Linked DNA regions of Homo sapiens: region 2 is linked to region 1. Evidence: chromatin loops called from intact Hi-C (ENCODE). Cell type or tissue: mammary epithelial cell. All regions are shown on one strand. Each heading gives the region's core, and the rest is flanking DNA. Links, peaks and the distances in the headings are about the cores only. Region 1 overlaps LOC102723324 (a long non-coding RNA gene). Region 2 overlaps CNTRL (centriolin).

Region 1 (9,469 bases), core at 2,361-4,860:
GGCTCTCGTGAATAGTGCTGCAGTAAACATGGGCATGCAGGTTTCTTTTCAATATGTTGATTTCCTTTCCTTTGGATAAATACCCAGTAGAGGAATTTCAGTATCATACTGTGGCTCTATTTGTAGTTTTTTGAGGAACCTCCATACTGTTCTCCCTACTGGCTGTACTAGTTTATATTCCCACCAAGTGTATGAGAGTTCCCTTCTCTCTGCATCCTTGCCAGCACTTTTTTTTTTTTTTTTGTATTTTTGATAATAGCCAGCCTGACTTGGATGAGATGTTATATCATTGTGGTTGTGATTTACATTTCCCTGATAATTAGTGATATTGAGCATTTTTTCATATACCTTTTGGTCATTTGCATTTGAAAAATGTCTGTTCAGATCACTTGCCCATTTTTAATCATATTGTTTGTTTGCTGTTGAGATATTTGCGTTCTTGTGTATTCTGGATATCAATCCCTGGTCAGATGAGTAGTTTGCAGATATTTTCTCCCATTCTGTAAGTTGTCTTTTCACTGTGTTGATTGTTTTCTTTGCTGTGCAGAAGCTTTTTAGTTTGATATAATCCCATTTATTTTTGCATTTGTTGCCTGTGCTTTTGAGGTCTTATTCATAAAGTCTTTTCCCAGAGCAATGTCCTGAAGCATTTCCCCTAAAATCTTTCTTCTAGTACTTTTATAGTTTTGGGTTTTATATTTAGGTCTTTGATCCCTTTTTAGTTGATTTTTGTGTATGGTGAGAGATAGGGGTCTAGTTTCATTCTTCTGCGTATAGATATTCAGTTTTCCCAGCACTATTTATTTATTTATTTATTTATTTATTTATTTATTTATTTGAGACAGGGTCTTGCTTTATCACCCAGACTGGAATGCAATGGTGCAATCATGGCTTACTGCAGCCTCAACTTCCCAGGCTCAAGTGATCCTCCCACCTCAGCCTCCCAAGTCACTGGGACTATTGGTGCATGCCACTGCACCTGGCTGTTTTAAAAAAATATATTTTGTGTGTTTGTAGAGAGGGGTCTCCCTTTGTTGCCCAGGCTGGTCTTGAACTTCTGGGCTCAAGCAATCTTCCCTGCTCATCCTCCCAAAGTGTTGTGATTACAGGCATGAGCCATCGTGCCTGGCCCAGCACTGTTTATTGAAGAGATTGTCCTTTCCCCAATGTATGTTCTTGGTCCCTTTGCCAAAAATCAGTTGGCTGTAGATACATAGATTAATTTCTGGGTTCTCTATTCTGTCTCATTGGTCTATGTGTCTGTTTTTATGTCAGTGCCATGCTGTTTTGATTACTATGGCTTTGTGGTATATTTTGAAGTCAGGTAGTATGATGCCTCCAGCTTTGTTTTCTGGCTTGGGTTTGCCTTGGCTATTCAAGATCTTTCGTGGTCCTGTATAAATTTTAGGATTTTTTTGTTTTTATGAAGAATGTCATTGGTATTTTGACAGGGATAAGGCCCAAGTGTATTTTCCCCCTCTTTCAACAGGCCATAAGGAGCTCCCCATGAAACCACAAGTGCTGGTTGAGGGAGAGGCCAAAAGGCATCAGAAGTAAGTGCTGTGGGGGTCTGGGCCACCTGCTCGTGTAACTTGCTTGTGCTCTGAGCTTGCTTGAGTCTGATCTTGTACATACTATGTCTATTTGATAATGGATTGCTGCTGCACATTATTATAGCTAGGTCTTGTTCATAATGGGCAAGTTATGTCATGTAATTGTTAGGTCATGTAATAGGAATTCCATGGTTAAACAGTTTTTACCAGGGCGTAATAGTGAGCTATGAGCTGCTTCTTTAAGGGGGCAGAGGAGTGTATGGTTCTGTTAGCTAGCTATGTGTTGTGTCATTTTCCTGTTGAGGCTTGCGTGAGGAGCCATGCAGCACTCTTACCACAGACACTTGGAGCACCACTGGATAGACAGACTGGAATGACACTGCCTCGACCCACTGTAGAGCCTTCTCTTGCTTCAGGCACCATTCAGAAGTAGCAGCCTTACAAGTTACTTGGTGTAACCGGATCAGAGCAGAGCATCCACTTGTGGTTTGTGTTGCCTACAAAATCTAAAGAGGCCGAGGACTGGCACAATAATCCTGAACTTGGAAAACAAAGACTGCATAACATTACCTATTGATATAGCGGCCAGATGTGACTTTGGTTGTTTTCCCTTCATATGTGGTTGTATACAAAATAGTACATTTTGTTAAGTAGGAACTTTTTTGGACTTGTATTATGGTAAGAAACATGTATGTGTGTCCTCCTGTAGGCTGTCTGAATATTTCTTTCTGGTCTACATAGCATCTCTTGGTCTGGGCAAACTTCCCTTCCCAATTTAGGTGGTTCTGATGAGTAAAGGTAAATTACCAGATAGCAAAGCAAGAGGGCATTCTAGAAAATAAGATCAGTGGAAGCAAAGGCCTATGGGCATTGTGGGTTCTGGAAGCAGTAATTAGTTCAGTTGAGTAGTAAGTAGCACTAGGGGTGAAGAGTATGAAGAGTGGAGTGGTGGGAGATAAAACGGGAAATGTTAGGTAGGGCTATACTGGAAGGAGCTTTATGTACCATATGAAGAAAGTGGACAAAATCCTATGCTGAGGGAAAAGTAGTGATTTTTTTTTTACAGGACTGTGATGTGATCACATCACATTGATATGAAAGATATTCCATGAGGGAGAATTTGAGATGAGCAATACTAGGGGTAGAGCTATTATTTAAGATTACCTAGTAATTCTGAATAAAATGATGAGACATGAGCTAAGTAAGGTAGTGTGAATTAGAGGAGAAAATGAATTTAAATGATACATAGGAAGTGGAATTGACAGACTTGGTGGCTGACTATGTGGAGTGGGAAGAGAGAACAGGAATTTATGTATGTGGTTAAAAATTATATACTTGTATGAAACAATCTGGTTTGAGCTTGAGTGGGGTTCAGAGAGATCTGGGCCTAGTGTAGAGTGACCAGCTGTTCTGGTTTATCCAAGATTAAGGGATTTCGATTTCCTGGGATGTGAGACTTCCAATGCTAAAACTGTGAAAGTCCCCAGCAAACCAGGACAAATTGGTCATGCTAGCCTAATATGAATGGGCGGACAGATTAGTGACAGGAGCTTATCGGCATAAGCACTGAAACACCTTCTGGGATAACCATGACCTGGCAAGAGAGCCTTTAGTGGTGCAAAGAAATGGTGATCCTTGATAATGCATGGTAGTTGCTATTCAAATCTACCTCCCAATGGATCCAATCTGGGGTCCCACGGAGAAAGGAGGCTGGAAGTAAAATACGAAAGAACTGTTTCACTAATCTGTGACCCCGTTTAACAGAGTGTAACTCAGAGAGGACAGATTCTTTCTCACCGTGGACTACCCCACAGCTCTGGAAACCTGAGGGCTTTAGTACATTGGGAGATTCAGTTAAATACAGGTTGGGGGAGTTCCAAGGGATGGAGAGGGTGGGGAAAGGGAGAAGGAGGAACTGGTAACCTGTACTGGTACAAGAAAAACTAAAATACTTAGCAGAACAGAATAACATCTGTGCAGTGGGGTATAAGTCAGTGAAATATGAGTTATTACAGCACAGGTGACATCAGCAGGCTTTTCTTGAAGCAATTCCTTTCAGAAGGAAAGAATGTGTTGATTACTTTCTTTGTTATGTTGCGCCATCTACTGGTAACTCTCATGTACTTTTTTCCTAGTTAGATGTTTAAAAGAAGACAGATGAATTAAAAACTTGAGAACTGTTTCCAAAGTCGTCATTTATTCGTTCGTTCGTTCATTCATTCATTCATTCATTCACTTCACAAATACTGAGTGAGTATGTATACCTTCTATATTGCAGTTACATTTCTAGGCATTGGGGTTACAGCTGTGAACAAAACTGAAAGAACCCTGAACTCATGGAAGCTTACTTTGATGAAAGAGTACATTTCATTTTTTTCCCATGTGAATGTTCTGTTTTCAAAGCACCATTTACTGAAAAGATTATTTTTTTTTCTTTAGGACTCTGCAGTGCCGTTACTGTTATATATGAAGTGTCCATTTATATGTGAGTCATTGCCTATCTTGGTTATGCTCCATTGATTTATTTGTCAATTTCTGTGACAATATCATATTGTCTTTATCATTTTACTTTATAATCATTGTTAATATTTAGTACATCAAGAACTCCCACCTCATTTTTTAAAAGAATGTTTTGGATAGTCTTGGCCTTTAAATTTTCCATAAAGTTTAAAATCAGTCTGTCAAATTCTGTCAAAAAAAAAAAAACCCTCCTGGGAATATTTATTGGGATTGAACTGAATCATTAAATCATTTTAGAGTGAACTGATATTTTTATACTATTGAGCCTTCCAATCACGATTTACTTCAGTTTTCCTTAGTGTCTTTCAATAGACATAAAAGTCTTATATATCTTTTGGTACACTTATTTGTAGATACTTGATTTTTTTAGGCTAAAAAGGCATCTTTAAAAAATCATTTGCTAACAATTATGGCTGGTGTTTGGAAATGTAACTACTTTTGTCATATTGATTATTCATCTAGGGATTTTGCTAAATGCTCTTATAATTCAAATAAATCTCTTTTTCCTACATATACAATTTATCATTTGTAGATAATTATACCATTAATTTGTTTTTCTTATCCTTCATGTACTAGTTAGAAGCTCTAGTACAACACAGAATAGAAATGGTGATATTAGGCACCCTTTAATTGTTCCTGACTTTACAGGAAAAGCTTTTGACATAAAACATTACTTTTCTTTGGTTTTCTACAGATACTTTTTATTAGATTAAGAACTTTCATTCTATTTCTTTTTTCTTAAGTGTTTAAAAATCTTGAATGGATATTAAGTTTTATCAAATGCTTTAGAAATTTTGCATCTATGTAGAAATACTGTAACTTTTTTTCTGCTTGAATCTCTTAATGTGGTGAAGAACTGGTACCAATTCTACTGAAACTATTCAAAAAATTTGAGGAGGAAGGACTCCTCTCCAACTCATTCTATAAAGCCAGCATCACCCTGATACCAAAATCTGGCAAAGACATAATGATAAAAGAAAGCTACAGGCCAATATCTCTGATGAATGTATGTGCAAAAATCCTCAACAAAATACTAGCAAACTGAATCCGAAGCACATTAAAAAGTTAATTCATCATGATCAAGTTGGTTTCATTCCTGGGATGCAAGGTTGGTTCAACATACACAAATCAATAAATGTGATTCACCACATAAACAGAATTAAAAACAAAAACCATATGATCATCTCAATAGACACAGAAAAAGCTTTTTATAAAATTCAACATCCCATCATGATAAAAGCCCTCTAAAAAATAGTCACCAAAGGAACATACCTCAAAATAAGAGCCATCTATGATAAACCAGCTAACATCATACTGAAGGGGCAAAAATTGGAAGCATTCCCCTGGAGAATTGGAACAAGACAAGAATGCCCACTCTCACCACTCCTATTCAACATGGTAATGAAAGTCCTTGACACAGCAATCAGGTGAAAGAAAGAAATAAAAGACATCCAAATAGGAAAAGAAGAAGATAGTTTGACTTCTTCTTTGCTGATGATAGGAATCTATACATAGAAAACCCTAAAAACTGCCAAAAGTCTCCTAGAACTGATAAACAACTTCAGCAAAATTTCCAGATACAAAATCAATATACAAAAATCAGTAACATTTCTATACACCAATAACATTCAAGCTGAGAGCCAAACCAAGAATGCAATCCCATTTACAATAGCTGCAAAAAACAAACAAACAAAAACCTAGGAATACAAGTAATGATGGAGGTGAAAGATCTCTCCACGAACTACAAAATACTGCTGAAAAAAACCATACGTGGTACAAACAAATGGAAAAACAGTCCATGCTCATGGATTAGAAGAATCAATATTGTTAAAATGGCTAAAAGCAATCTACAGATTGAATGCTATTCTTATCAAGCTACCAACATTATTTTCCACAGAAGTAGAAAAAACTATTCTAAAATTCATATGGAACCAAAAAAGAGTACAGATAGCCAAAGCAATCCTAAGCAAAAAGAACAAAGCTGGAGGCATCACATTAGCAACTTCAAACTATACTACAAGGCTACAGTATCAAAACAACATGGTACTGGGACAAAAACAGATGCACAGACCAATGGAACAGAATAGAGAACCCAGAAGTAAAGCCACACATCTACAACCACCTGATCTTTAACAAAGTCATCAAAAATAAACAATGGGGAAAGGACTCTCTATTCAATAAATGGTGCTGGGATAACTGGCTAGCCATATGCAGAAGACTGAAACTGGACCCCTACCTTTCACCAAATACAAAAGTTAACTCAAGATGAATTAAATATTTAAATGTAAGACCTCAAACTATAAGAATCATAGAAGAAAACCTAAGAAACCTATTCTGGACATCAGCCTTGGGAAATAATTCATAACTGAGTCCTCAAAAGCAATTGCAACGGAAACAAATTGACCAGTGGTACCTAATTAAAGTAACAAGCTTCCAATTAAAGCTACCAATTAAAGTAACTATCAACAGAGTAAACAGCCTACAGAATAGGAGAAAATGTTTGCAAACTATGCATCTGACAAAAGTCTGATATCTAGAGCTATAAGGAACCTAAACAAATCAGCAAGCAAAAAACCAATAACCCCATTTAAAAAATGAGCAAAAGACATGAACAGACACTTCCCAAAAGAAGACCTGCAAGTGGGCAACAAATACATGAAAAAATGCTCCACATCGCTAATTGTCAGAGAAATGCAAATCAAAACCATAATGAGATACCATCTCATATCAGTTAGAATGGCTATTATTATTATTATTTTATTTTTATTATATTTTAGATGGAATCTCGCTCTGTTGCCAGGCTGGAGTGCAGTGGCACAACCTCAGCTCACTGCAACCTCTGCCTCCTGGGTTCAAGTGATTCTCCTGCCTCAGCCACCATGCCCACCTAATTTTTGTATTTTTAGTAGAGATGGGGTTTCACCATGTTGGCCAGGATGTCTCCATCTCTTGACCTCGTGATCCACACGCCTCAGCCTCTCGAAGTGCTGGGATTACAGTTGTGAGCCACTGCGCCGGGCTGGCTATTATTAAAAAATAAAAATAAATAGATGCTGGTAAGCCTGCAGAGAAAAGGGAAACTTATACACTTTTGGTGGGAATGTAAATTAGTTCAGCTACTGTGGAAAGCTGTTTTTTGAGTTGTGTGAGTTCTTTACATATTCTACATACCTAACTCATCAGGTAAATTATTTGCAAAAGTTTTCTCCCATTTTATGGGTTGTCTTTCCACTTTGTTGTTAGTATTCTTTGATACACTAAAGTTTTGTATTTTGATGAATTCTAATTTATTTTTTTCTTTTGATTGTGCTTTTGGTGTCATATCTAAGAAACCATTCCCAGCTGTGCATGGTAGTGTGCGCCTGTTGTCCCAGTTACTTGGGAGGCTGAGGCGGGAGGATCCCTTGAGCCCAGGAGTTTGAGGTTTTAATACTGTACTGTAGTGAAACAGTGTATTATAGTGAAACAGCATAGTGAAACTTTGTCTCTAAAAAAAAAAAATTCTTTTTAAAGAAATAAATCTTTGCTAAATCCAAGATAATCATTTATTCCTATATTTTCTTCTAAGAGTTTCATAGTTTTAGCTCTTATGTTTAGATTTTTTATCCATTGTGAGTTAACTTTTGTAAATGGTCTGAGGTAAGGGCCTAGCGTTATTTTGTGGGACAGTTTTCTTCTTGTGTCATTTGTAATTTTATATTTTTCTAAAATAATTTCTATTTCATCCATATATTCAAATTTATTAAAGTTGCTTATAATATGCTTTGTTAGCTTTTAAATATCTGTATTATTGGTAAGAGTAGCTCCCCCTTTTTATATGATACTGTTACTTGTGCTTTCTTTTTTTCTTGTCTAATTTTGCCAGTGGTTTGTCAATTTTATTAGTCTTTTTAAATAGAAACCACTACTAGCAAAGAAATAGAACATTGTCAGTCTTTCTTCTTTTCTGAGCACTGATGATGCTCTAGACCTTGGCCTAGATAGTTGGGTTTTATTTGTTTGTTTGAGACAGGGTTTCACTTTATCGCCCAGGCTAGAGTGCAGTGAGTGCACAATATTACCTCACTGTAGTCTTGACCTCCTGGGCTCAAGTGATTCTCCCACCTCAGCCTCCTGAGTAGCTGGGACTACAGATGTGCACCACCACTCTCAGCTAATTTTTACATTTTTTTGTAGAAACAAGGTCCCACTATGTTACCCAGGCTGGTCTCAAACTTCTGGACTCAAATGATCCTCCTGCCTCAGCCTCCCAAAGTGCTGGAATTACAGGTGTGAGCCACTATTCCCAGCCATAACTCGTTTTTGCTACATATTACTCAACTACATATTACTCAACTAATGTTTTTGCTAAACATTACTCATTCATTCAATACATATTTTGAGCACCTACTATGTATTGAGGATACATCAGTGAACAGACAGGAAATTCTGTTCTCATGAAGCTTACATTCTGGTCGGGGAGATAGATAATAAATAAAATAAGTAAATTACATAATATTTTAGTACCTTAGAAGGGATTAAGGGCTGTGAAGAAAAATAACTGGAGAAATGGATAAGGAGGGAACAGACTACTGGAATTTTTAAAAAAATGGTAGACATGTAAGACCTCATTGAGGGTACATATTTTTTAAAAATTAGTTTGAAATAATTATGTGTTTATGGGAAGTTACAAAGATGATTCAGAGAGTTCTATTAGCCTTCACTAGTTACCCCTAATAGTTGCATTCTTGTGTAACTATAGTACAGTATAAAAACCAAGAAAGTAGCATTAGTATAATGTGTGCTTATAGTAGTATGCCATTTTATCACACATATAGATTCTTGTACCAATACCACAGTCAAGATACTGAACTAGGCTGGTAGCAGTGGCTCACACTTGTAATCCCAGCACTTTGGGAGGCTGAGACGGGTGGGATCACTTGAGGCCAGGAGTTCAAGACCAGCCTGGCCAACATGGTAAAACCCCGTCTCTACTAAAAATACAAAAATTAGCCAGGTGTGGTGGTGTGCGCCTGTAGTTGCAGCTAGTTGGGAGGCTGAGGCATGAGAATTGCTTGAACCCGGGAGGCGGAGGTTGTAGTGAGCCAAGATCGTGCCACTGCACTCCAGCCTGGGTGACGGAGCCACACTCTGTTAAAAAAAAAAAGATGCAGAACTATTCTGTCCTCACAAAGATATTCCTTATGCTATGTTATAACACAAAGATGTCTTTATAGTTCACCTTACTCCCCTCACTTCTACCATCACTAACCCCTGGCAACCATTCATCTGTTCTCCACCTCTCTAATTTTGTCATTTCAAAAGCATTATATAGATGGAATCATACAGTATATAACCTTTTGAAACGATATTTTTTTCACTCAGCACAATGCCTTTTTGGTCTATCTGAGTTCCTT
Region 2 (9,469 bases), core at 3,363-5,862, 290 kb before region 1:
TAGGAAAAGAGGAAGTCAAATTGTCCCTGTTTGCAGATGACGTGATTGTATATTTAGAAAACCCCATTGTCTCAGCCCAAAATCTCCTTAAGCTGATACGCAACTTCAGCAAACTCTCAGGATACAAAATCAATGTGCAAAAATCACAAGCATTCCTATACACCAATGATAGACAGACAGAGAGCAGAATCATGAGTGAACTCCCATTCACAATTGCTTCAAAGAGAATAAAATACCTAGGAATCCAGCTTAAAAGGGATGTGAAGGACCTCTTCAAGGAGAATTACAAACCACTGCTCAACGAAATAAAAGAGGACACAAACAAATGGAGGAACATTCCATGCTCGTGGATAGGAAGAATCAATATCATGAAAATGGCCATACTGCCCAAGGTAATTTATAGATTCAATGCCATCCCCATCAAGCTACCAATGACTTTCTTCACAGAATTCGAAAAAACTACTTTAAAGTTCATATGGAACCAAAAAAGAGCCTGCATTGCCAAGACAATCCTAAGCAAAAAGAACAAAGCTGGAGGCATCACACTACCTGACTTCAAACTATACTACAAGGCTACAGTAAACAAAACAGCATGGTACTGGTACCAAAACAGAGATATAGACCAATGGAACAGAACAGAGCCCTCAGAAATAACACCACACATCTATAACCATCTGATCTTTGACAAACCTGACAAAAACAAGCAATGGGGAAGGGATTCCCTATTTAATAAATGGTGATGGGAAAACTGGCTAGCCATATGTAGAAAGCTGAAACTGGATCTCTTCCTTACACCTTATACAAAAATTAATTCAAGATGGATTAAAGACTTAAATGTCAGACCTAAAACCATAAAAACCCTAGAAGAAAACCTAGGCAATACTATTCAGGACATAGGCATGGGCAAGGACTTCATGTCTAAAACACCAAAAGCAATGGCAACAAAAGCCAAAATTGACAGATGGGATCTAATTAAACTAAAGAGCTTCTGCACAGCAAAAGAAACTACCATCAGAGTGAACAGGCAACCTACAGAATGGGAGAAAATTTTTGCAATGCACCCATCTGACAAAGGGCTAATATCCAGAATCTACAAAGAACTTAAATTTACAAGAAAAAAAGCAGCCCCATCAAAAAGTGGGCGAAGGATATGAACAGACACATCTCAAAAGAAGACATTTATGAAAAAATGCTCATCATCACTGGCCATCAGAGAAATGCAAATCAAAACCACAATGAGATACCATCTCACACCAGTTAGAATGGCAATCATTAAAAAGCCAGGAAACAACAGGTGCTGGAGAGGATGTGGAGAAATAGGAACACTTTTACACTGTTGGTGGGAGTGTAAACTAGTTCAACCTTTGTGGAAGACTGTGTGTGATTCCTCAAGGATCTAGAACTAGAAATACCATTTGACCCAGCCATCCCATTACTGGGTATATACCCAAAGGATTGTAAATCATGCCACTATAAAGACACACGCACACATATGTTTATTGCGGCACTATTCACAATAGCGAAGACTTGGAACCAACCTGAATGTCCATCAATGATAGACTGGATTAAGAAAATGTGGCACATATACACCATGGAATACTATGCAGCCATAAAAAAGGATGAGTTCATGTCCTTTGTAGGGACATGGTTGAAGCTGGAAACCATCATTCTTTGCAAACTGTCACAAGGACAGAAAACCAAACACCGCATGTTCTCACTCATAGGTGGGAACTGAACAATGAGAACACTTGGACACAGGGTGGGTAACACCACACACTGGGGCCTGTCATGGGGTGGGGCTAGAGGGGAGGGATAGCATTAGGAGAAATACCTAATGTAAATGACGAGTTAATGGGTGCAGCACACCAACATGGCACGTGTATACATATGTAACCTGCACGTTGTGCACATGTACCCTAGAACTTAAAGTATAATTAAAAAAAAGAAAAGTAAAAATAAATAAAACTATCCAAAAAGAAAAGAAAAAAAGAAAATCAGATAGACTGGAGGACAGCTCAATAAAAAGTGTGTAGACATAAGTAGGTGTGAGATGGCACAGGGCCTTGGAATTTTGATTTTATTTCAGGTGCATTGGAAAGCCACTGGCAATTTTTTTTTTTTTTTTTTTTTTTTGAGACAGAGTTTCGCTCTTGTTGGCCAGGCTGGAGTGCAATGGTGCGATCTCAGCTCACTGCAATCTCCGCCTCCCAGGTTCAAGTGGTTCTCCTGTCTCAGCCTTCCAAGTAACTGGGATTACAGGCATGCACCACCACACCAGGCTAATTTTGTATTTTTAGTAGAGACGGGGTTTGTCTGATTTCTCTTACGGGGTCAGGCTGGTCTTGAACTCCCAACCGCAGGTGATCCGCCTGCCTCGGCCTCCCAAAGTGCTGGCATTACAGGCGTGAGCCACCATGCCCGGCTGCCATTGACAGTTTTTTAAAAAGCAGCAATAGGACATCATTTTTGATACAGAGAATGATTTGGAGCAGGGAAAATGGAGATGAAGGGACCTGTTAGGAGGCTAGCGTAGCAATCTAGGCTGGAGTCTATGCCATACCATCTGAATACATTCACAAGATCTTGAAAGCTAAGCAGAGTCAGCCCTGGTTAACACTTGGATAGGAGTGATCCAGGTTGGAAACGTTTATGGCCTGTAGTTAACATGCTGGATGTGGAAATGAAAGATAGATGGATCAGTTTTGAAGGTAGAAGCAGCAGCATTTTCTAATGGATTGGATAATTCCCAGGCTTTTGGCTCAAGTAAGTAAGTGGCTAGATGGTGATATCATTTATAAAAATGAAGAATTCAGAGTTTTATTTAGGACATATTCAGTTTGAAATGTCTGTGAGACAACTAAGTGGAGGTGGCATAGAGTCAGAAATGTGAGTCTGGAATTTAAAGAGATCTGGACTAGTCATACAAATTTTATGCTCAGTCACATCAGCATAAAAATGACATTAAATTGCATGGGAATCAGCTCACTCAGGCAGTGGTTGGGAGACGAAAGAAAAGCAGTCCGCTAAGGAAGCTGAGAAAGAGAGGCCAGCAAGGTAGGAGAAAACCAGGAAATAGTGGGAAATAGCCCAGAGAAGTTTTCAAGAGAGGAAGTGGTCAACTCTGTTGAATGTTGCTGAGATATGAAGTGAGAAGCAGAGAAGTGCTTTAGATTGGCAACAGGTGATAATGATCTTGACAGGAGTAGTTAAGGAATAGTGGGGACAGATGCTAGATTATAATGGCTTGAAGAGTGAATAGGAGAGAGACATTTGGCTGGAGATTTGAAATTTTTTCCCATAATGTCTCTTGTAGTACTTAATAAATCATTTTTTTAAAAAGATCAAAAATTAAAACTGAAAAATTCACCAGTGGCTTCCAGACCAGGAAATGGGCAGAAACAACAAATGCAGTAAACTTCAAAGCCAGAAAACAAAAAAACAAATGAACAGAATATTCAAAAGTGGAGTGGAGGCCGGGTGTAGCTGTTCACACCTGTAATCCCAGCACTTTGGGAGGCCGAGGCAGATGGATCACTTGAGGTCAGGAGTTTGAGACCAGCCTGGCTAACATGGCAAAACCCCATCTCTACTAAAAATACAAAAATTAGCTGGGTGTGGTTTTGGGCGCCTGTAATCTCAGCTATTTGGGAAGCTGAGAGAAGAGAATCACTTGAACCTGGTAGACGGAGGCTGCAGTGAGCCGAGGTCATCCCACTCCACTTCAGCCTGGGCGACAGAGCGAGACTCCGTCCAAAAAAAAAAAAAAAAAACCTAAAAGCAAAGTGGAGAAACAAGACATGGCTCAATTCTTTTGGTTCTGGAGAAGACATGAGAATGAGATTAGAGAAAAAAAGGAAAAATCCCTTGGTAGGAGTGACACTTTCTCCTTCAGAAAGGAGCAAAGATATGTGCAGGTGTGGGTAGTTTTGTTGCTGTGGTGGTGGGAAAATAGGGAGTTCTTATTGATGGGGTCATTTTCTTAATTAAAGGTGAGATAATCAGGTGAGAGAGAAAATAGAAGAAAGTGTATGGGAAGTTTGAGAAGAAAGAGGAAGGTATCAAATAGCCAATTTAGAGTGTTGGGAAATGAGCCTGTCTGTTCATTTGAAATTAGTTTTAGTCTGTTTTGACCTCCAAAAATGGCAATTTCATATGGTTTGATCCAACTTGAGAAACATGGCAAGTTTTTATTAGTTTGGAATCTCCCTAACTCAATATTTATTATTCTGAAGTTTATGTTTTGGAATCATTAAAAATATTAATAATGCAAAGGAAAGTCATCTAGATAACTTTTGGGTGAAATGGTTAGACTACTTATGGTTCCTTCATGCCTTCAGATATTAATTAGGAGACTTTAATGTGCTAGGCTATTAGATCTAGTCTAGGTGAGCCAGGTAGATGTAGTTTCTGCTTTTGTGACGCTTTAGTGGGGAAAGGCAGACAGCTAAGCTATTTGATCACATTTTACTACTCCCTGTGTGACAAGGGCCAAGCAGAATTTCAGGGTAGCATGGGAGTATACCTCAGAATCATCTAACCTGGTGACAGGATAGGGCCTGGGCAGGCTTCTCAAAATTTTTTTTTAAAACTTAAGACCTGTAGGATGCAAAATAGCCCAGTAGGAGGTAGAGGAAGACAGTTCTAGGGAAAGTGTGTGAATAAAAGCCTATAGGTGAGAAGAGGCATCACAAATCTGAAGAAATGGGATAACTTTAAGAAAGCTGCAGTAGAGTATGCTTGAAGATGAGGCAGAAGAGGGAGGTTGAGTCCAAATTATGAAGAACTTTATCAGCTTTTCGCAAGCCTTTTGGATCTTATCCTAAGAGTAACAGGAAGCTGTTGAAGGATTTTAAGATAATACAGAATTTTGCAAACATGTTTGCAGCATCCTTTTAAATGTAATTACTAATGTCTGATAAAATATTGCATGTTTTTCAAAGGTCACCTAGAAAAGAACTCATTTATCAGCACACTAATTGGATTAAATACTTGGAAGTAAAGTATTATCTTTTAAAAATATCATTGAAATGATGCCTTCTTGCCTCAATTTCAAGATCAGGATAGTCTTTTTTTCCAAAACCATGGTGGCTAATTTTAAAAGTAGAATTGTATTTACAATATTTTTAGACTTTTTTCACTATTGTTTGAGAAATATTCTTACCTTTTTAAAAATAGGAAATATAATGATAAATAAACTATTAAATTTTCATTGGCAGAAGAGGTAGAAAGACTGGAAAGAGACCTAGAAAAAAAGATGATAGAAACTGAAGAGCTTAAGAGCAAACAAACAAGGTTCCTTGAGGAAATTAAAAATCAAGATAAATTGAATAAATCATTAAAAGAGGAGGCCATGTTACAGAAACAGAGCTGTGAGGAACTCAAGAGTGACTTAAACACAAAAAATGAATTGGTAAGTTCATATTTTACATTGCTTTGGCTGTATTCTCATAAGACAGATAATTCTTTGCCCTTGGGTCTAAAAATACAACTTCCTGACCATATAATGGGGAAGATGTGGTTTAACAGAAATATGTGGAAAGGCTTATGAATTGTAGTTGACTGTGTGCTAGATGATATGGCTTCCCAAAAGACTAATGCTGTCTTGAGCTGCATTATGTACTCCTAGATATTTGTATTTTTTAAAAACAACATTGTAGGTGAGGCTGTTCATTGGCAAAAACATTTAGAAGGCGATCTGGCAAAATTATCCAAAATTTTGTGAGTTATAGGTCTTTTTGGACATGGAATCCATCTTTTATTACTAAGATAAAATATAATATCTTTATGCTGATTCCCTGGTGCACGTTACTCAGCCCATTGAAAACCTTGGCAAAATGTCAGACCTTAAGACTTTCCACTATCCCAAAACTATGAACTGTAGTTGCCTAGTTTTCTCTTTTGCTTATTTATAATGTTATTGATATGTTTGTGCTGTCAATAAATGTTTTGTAAACTGTCAGAAGTTTTTGCTTTTTTTTTCTATACCTATTTTTGTTAGAAGTCAGACTGTGCTCTTCTCTATGTCATTATGTTATTTTTATCATTAACCATTTAAAAACATGTTTATGCCAGGCGCCATCGCTCATGCCTTTAATCCCAACACTTTGGGATGCTGAGGTGCAAGGATCACTTGAGGTCAGAAATTCAACATCAGCCTGGGCAACATAATGAGACCCTGTCTCTACAAAAATAAAAATAAAATAAAAACACATTTATATACAAAATTAATGTATGTTCATTGTAACAAATTTAGACAACACAACTGTATTTAGCAGAAATGAAAGTCCACTCTTCCCTACCCCATTCCCCAGATATTAATACTTTGTTTTCCATGCTTCTTATACAGTATACATGTAATTACATAATGTATATATAATTAAGCATGTTATACCTTTGAATATTTTTGTAATGAAAAAAGGAATGTTACTGTATACAGTTATTCCTCTGTATCTGTGGGGGATTGGTTCCAGGACACCCCCATGGATACCAAAATCCATGGATGCTCAAGTCCTTTATGTAAAATGGTGTAGTATTTGCAAGTGACTTTCGTACATCCTCTAGTATACTTTAAAATCATTGCTAGATTACTTATAATACCTAAGACATTGTCAATGCTAATAAATATTATATTGTTTAGGAAATAATAATTAAGAAAAAATATCTGTACATGTTCAATACAGATGCAACCATCCTTTTAAAAAAATATTTTTAATCCGTGGTTGGTTGAATCCACAGATGCAGAACTCAGATATGGAGAGTAGACTGTATATTATTATTCAGCATCTTAACTTTCACAAAACAGCATACGTGGACAACTCTCCAAGTTAAAAAATATGTGTACATGCATGTATAAAGCCTTCTTACTCTTTTTAAAGTCTATGTTGTGTTCCATTAAATGTATTCTTCATAATTTAGTTAGCCTATTCCTATTGATGGATATTTAGGTTGCTTTCACAATTTTTGCTATTAGAGACAGTACTACAGAGAAAATCTGTGTGTGTGTGTGTGTCTATATATACCTTATGCATTCATACTAGTATTTCTTTAGCATAAACCACTAGAAGTGGAATTACCGTGTAATTTGCATTTAAAATTTTGATAAGTGTTAATGTACACTTCAAAAAGCTTCTAACCAATTTATATTTCAGAAGGGAAGAAAATACCCAATTTCCAACTAGGTACTATTATTTTGAATTTGTACATATGGTAGAAAAAAATGGAATCTTGTTTTAATTTTGAATTTTTATAGTTGTTGGACAGTTGAGTATTGCATATATATTTATTGGCTATTTTGTATTTCCTCTTTAAATTGCCAGTTCATATTGGTTTTGCCTATTATCTGTTAGTCCCAAGGACTATTAGATGCCTAAAATAATTCTGGGTCTTATTCTAAGAGCTTATATTTGAAAAACATTTTTATTATCTTTTGCAGAATATCTAATGATAATATCATCTGTGATTATGTGAAGTTTTCCATTTTAAAAAAGTAGTTGCTTGTGCATTAGGCCAATTAATGTATAAAAGAAAAGTAGCACTGAAGTAAGTCTTCTGGTGGCCATTTAAACCGTAGTAGTCCTGTCCTGCCACCAACAAATATTAACCAAATTTACTCTTTGTCCTTTTGCAAATTATTTAATTCCTGTGCTTCAGTTTAGTTATATTTAAAATGAGGATTATTTACCTGTCCTGCTAGCCTCACAGAATTGTGAGGATTTAATGAGCTAATAATGAAAATAATTTGAAATGAATCAAGCTAAGTAATGGAAGGTAGTAAATCTATAACTCAGAATGACAATAAAATACATCCATGTAAGAATAATGCCAATACTAAAAGCCATGTCTTCCTATGGTAAGTTGTCAGTAAAGAGCAACTTGTATTATTACAGTTTAACTCTCCAAGTGACGGTATCTGTTTGCTTCTTCTTTTAGCCCTTGTCTTGGTTTCTTGCAGGCCCTTTTCTGCTGATTCTTTATTCTTCCTTAAAGGTAGTTCTTCCAGGCCTGAACTGTGTTTTTCAGGGTTTGCATGATAACTTGCATTAATATGCTTGCTTACATTTTAAGTTTTGAAACTGGCTTGTCTTCTTGGGAAATGTGGTTGTGTGCGTATGTATTATTTTTTTTTAATGGATGTTTATATAGGAGAGCAAATTTGAATGTGGGGGAAAGAATTATTTTTCTGATTGGTAAATATGTTACCTTCAGTCAACTCTTGATTATCCAAAGCTAATACTGTGACTAGCCTACTTTCCAGTTCATTTGACATCTATTTTGCTTTTATTCATGCATTTCTTCAACAGATATTTATTGAGTGCTTACAATATGCTAAGCCTGGGGCTTATAAAAGTCACAAAAGTACTTTGAAATGCACAGCCTATTTATTATTATTTGCCTGCAGAGACCAGTTCATGTATTCTCTGTGATTCCAGTCACATTTGCCTGTTGTTTGCCACTATTGCCAATGAGTTTTGAGGAGAGAACCCAAGATTAGTTGACAGTGTTGATTGTGAGTTGCTTTCTTGAGACTCGGAGACTTATGATCATTCAGTGAAAATATCAATGTGGGTAATGTGCTGGACACCCTGCAGCAGTACATCGAAGGCAGCATGGAAGAATAGGCAGTATTGGATTTGAAATCAGGAGACTTGGAATTGAATTCTGCCTCTTCCACTACCAGCTGTGAAATTGGGCAAGTTATTTAACTTCTCTGTGCAGCTTTTATCATCTTATTGGGTGGTTGTGAAGATTTAGTGCAATAACATATGTAAAATGCTTAGCACAATGTCTGGCACACATTGAGTATTTGGCTCAATGTTACCCATTATCTAGGCTATTACTTCCATTTTGATGGATAATCAGGAGGTGACTGTGAGCTAAATCATGCACGACTTTGATTTCCTGGGCCTTGTAAAATGTTTGTGTTTGTTTATGTTTTATTCTCTTCAGCTTGCACTTTTATATTAATGAAATTTTTCTGCATGTTTTTTCTTTGATATCTACCATCAGATACTGGCCAAAAAAAGACAAAAATCACTTAGTGGATCTTTGAAATAAACTCAAAGTTTGGTTTAGTAGAAAGGAGCTAGTACTAGTAGTTAGTTAATAAAATATTTAGTTTCTGACACTGATCTAATATGTAACTTTAGACAAGTCAGTTCATCAATCTGAGACTTAATTTCTGTATTTATAAATTCAGAGAATTAGATTGGATCATTTGTCTTCTCCAAGCTCCAAAAATTTCTAAGAATAAAAAGTTATAGTAGAATTACTTTATTAAAATTGAATATTACATATTTGGATCTGGTTGAGCTTATTCACATCCCTTATTCTTTATTACAAAGAATAATATTCTGAACACTTAATACTACAGCAACAACAGTATGACAATTAAAACCAAGCTCTTCTTTTCATCCTTCTCATTCCTCTTTATTTCTCTGCAGTTAATGTCAGTTATCATTTTCCCTTGTAA

The links. Peaks named below come from ENCODE experiments on the same cell type or tissue, not always from the same donor. Only the 100,000 strongest peaks of a DNase experiment are listed, where the experiment ranks them.
Region 2: a loop joins it to region 1, with 7 times the contacts of the local background. A loop is called at or near these places in 3 of 110 quality-filtered maps.

Annotation. Positions count from the first base shown.
Region 1 is chr9:121,396,674-121,406,142 of GRCh38, forward strand. The region is part of intron 3 of LOC102723324 (a long non-coding RNA gene); the gene reads left to right. Among named protein-coding and RNA genes, the nearest start is that of STOM, 31 kb to the left of the region's middle. In mammary epithelial cell, for the core only: a CTCF peak has its summit at 3,663 (motif pointing left); a DNase peak (open chromatin) is centred at 3,638; H3K27ac peaks cover 1,157 bases.
Region 2 is chr9:121,102,586-121,112,054 of GRCh38, forward strand. It overlaps CNTRL (centriolin), which reads left to right. Exons shown (of 44, transcript NM_007018.6): 8 at 5,217-5,410. Among named protein-coding and RNA genes, the nearest start is that of CNTRL, 32 kb to the left of the region's middle. In mammary epithelial cell, for the core only: a CTCF peak has its summit at 4,630; no DNase peak of the experiment used is centred there.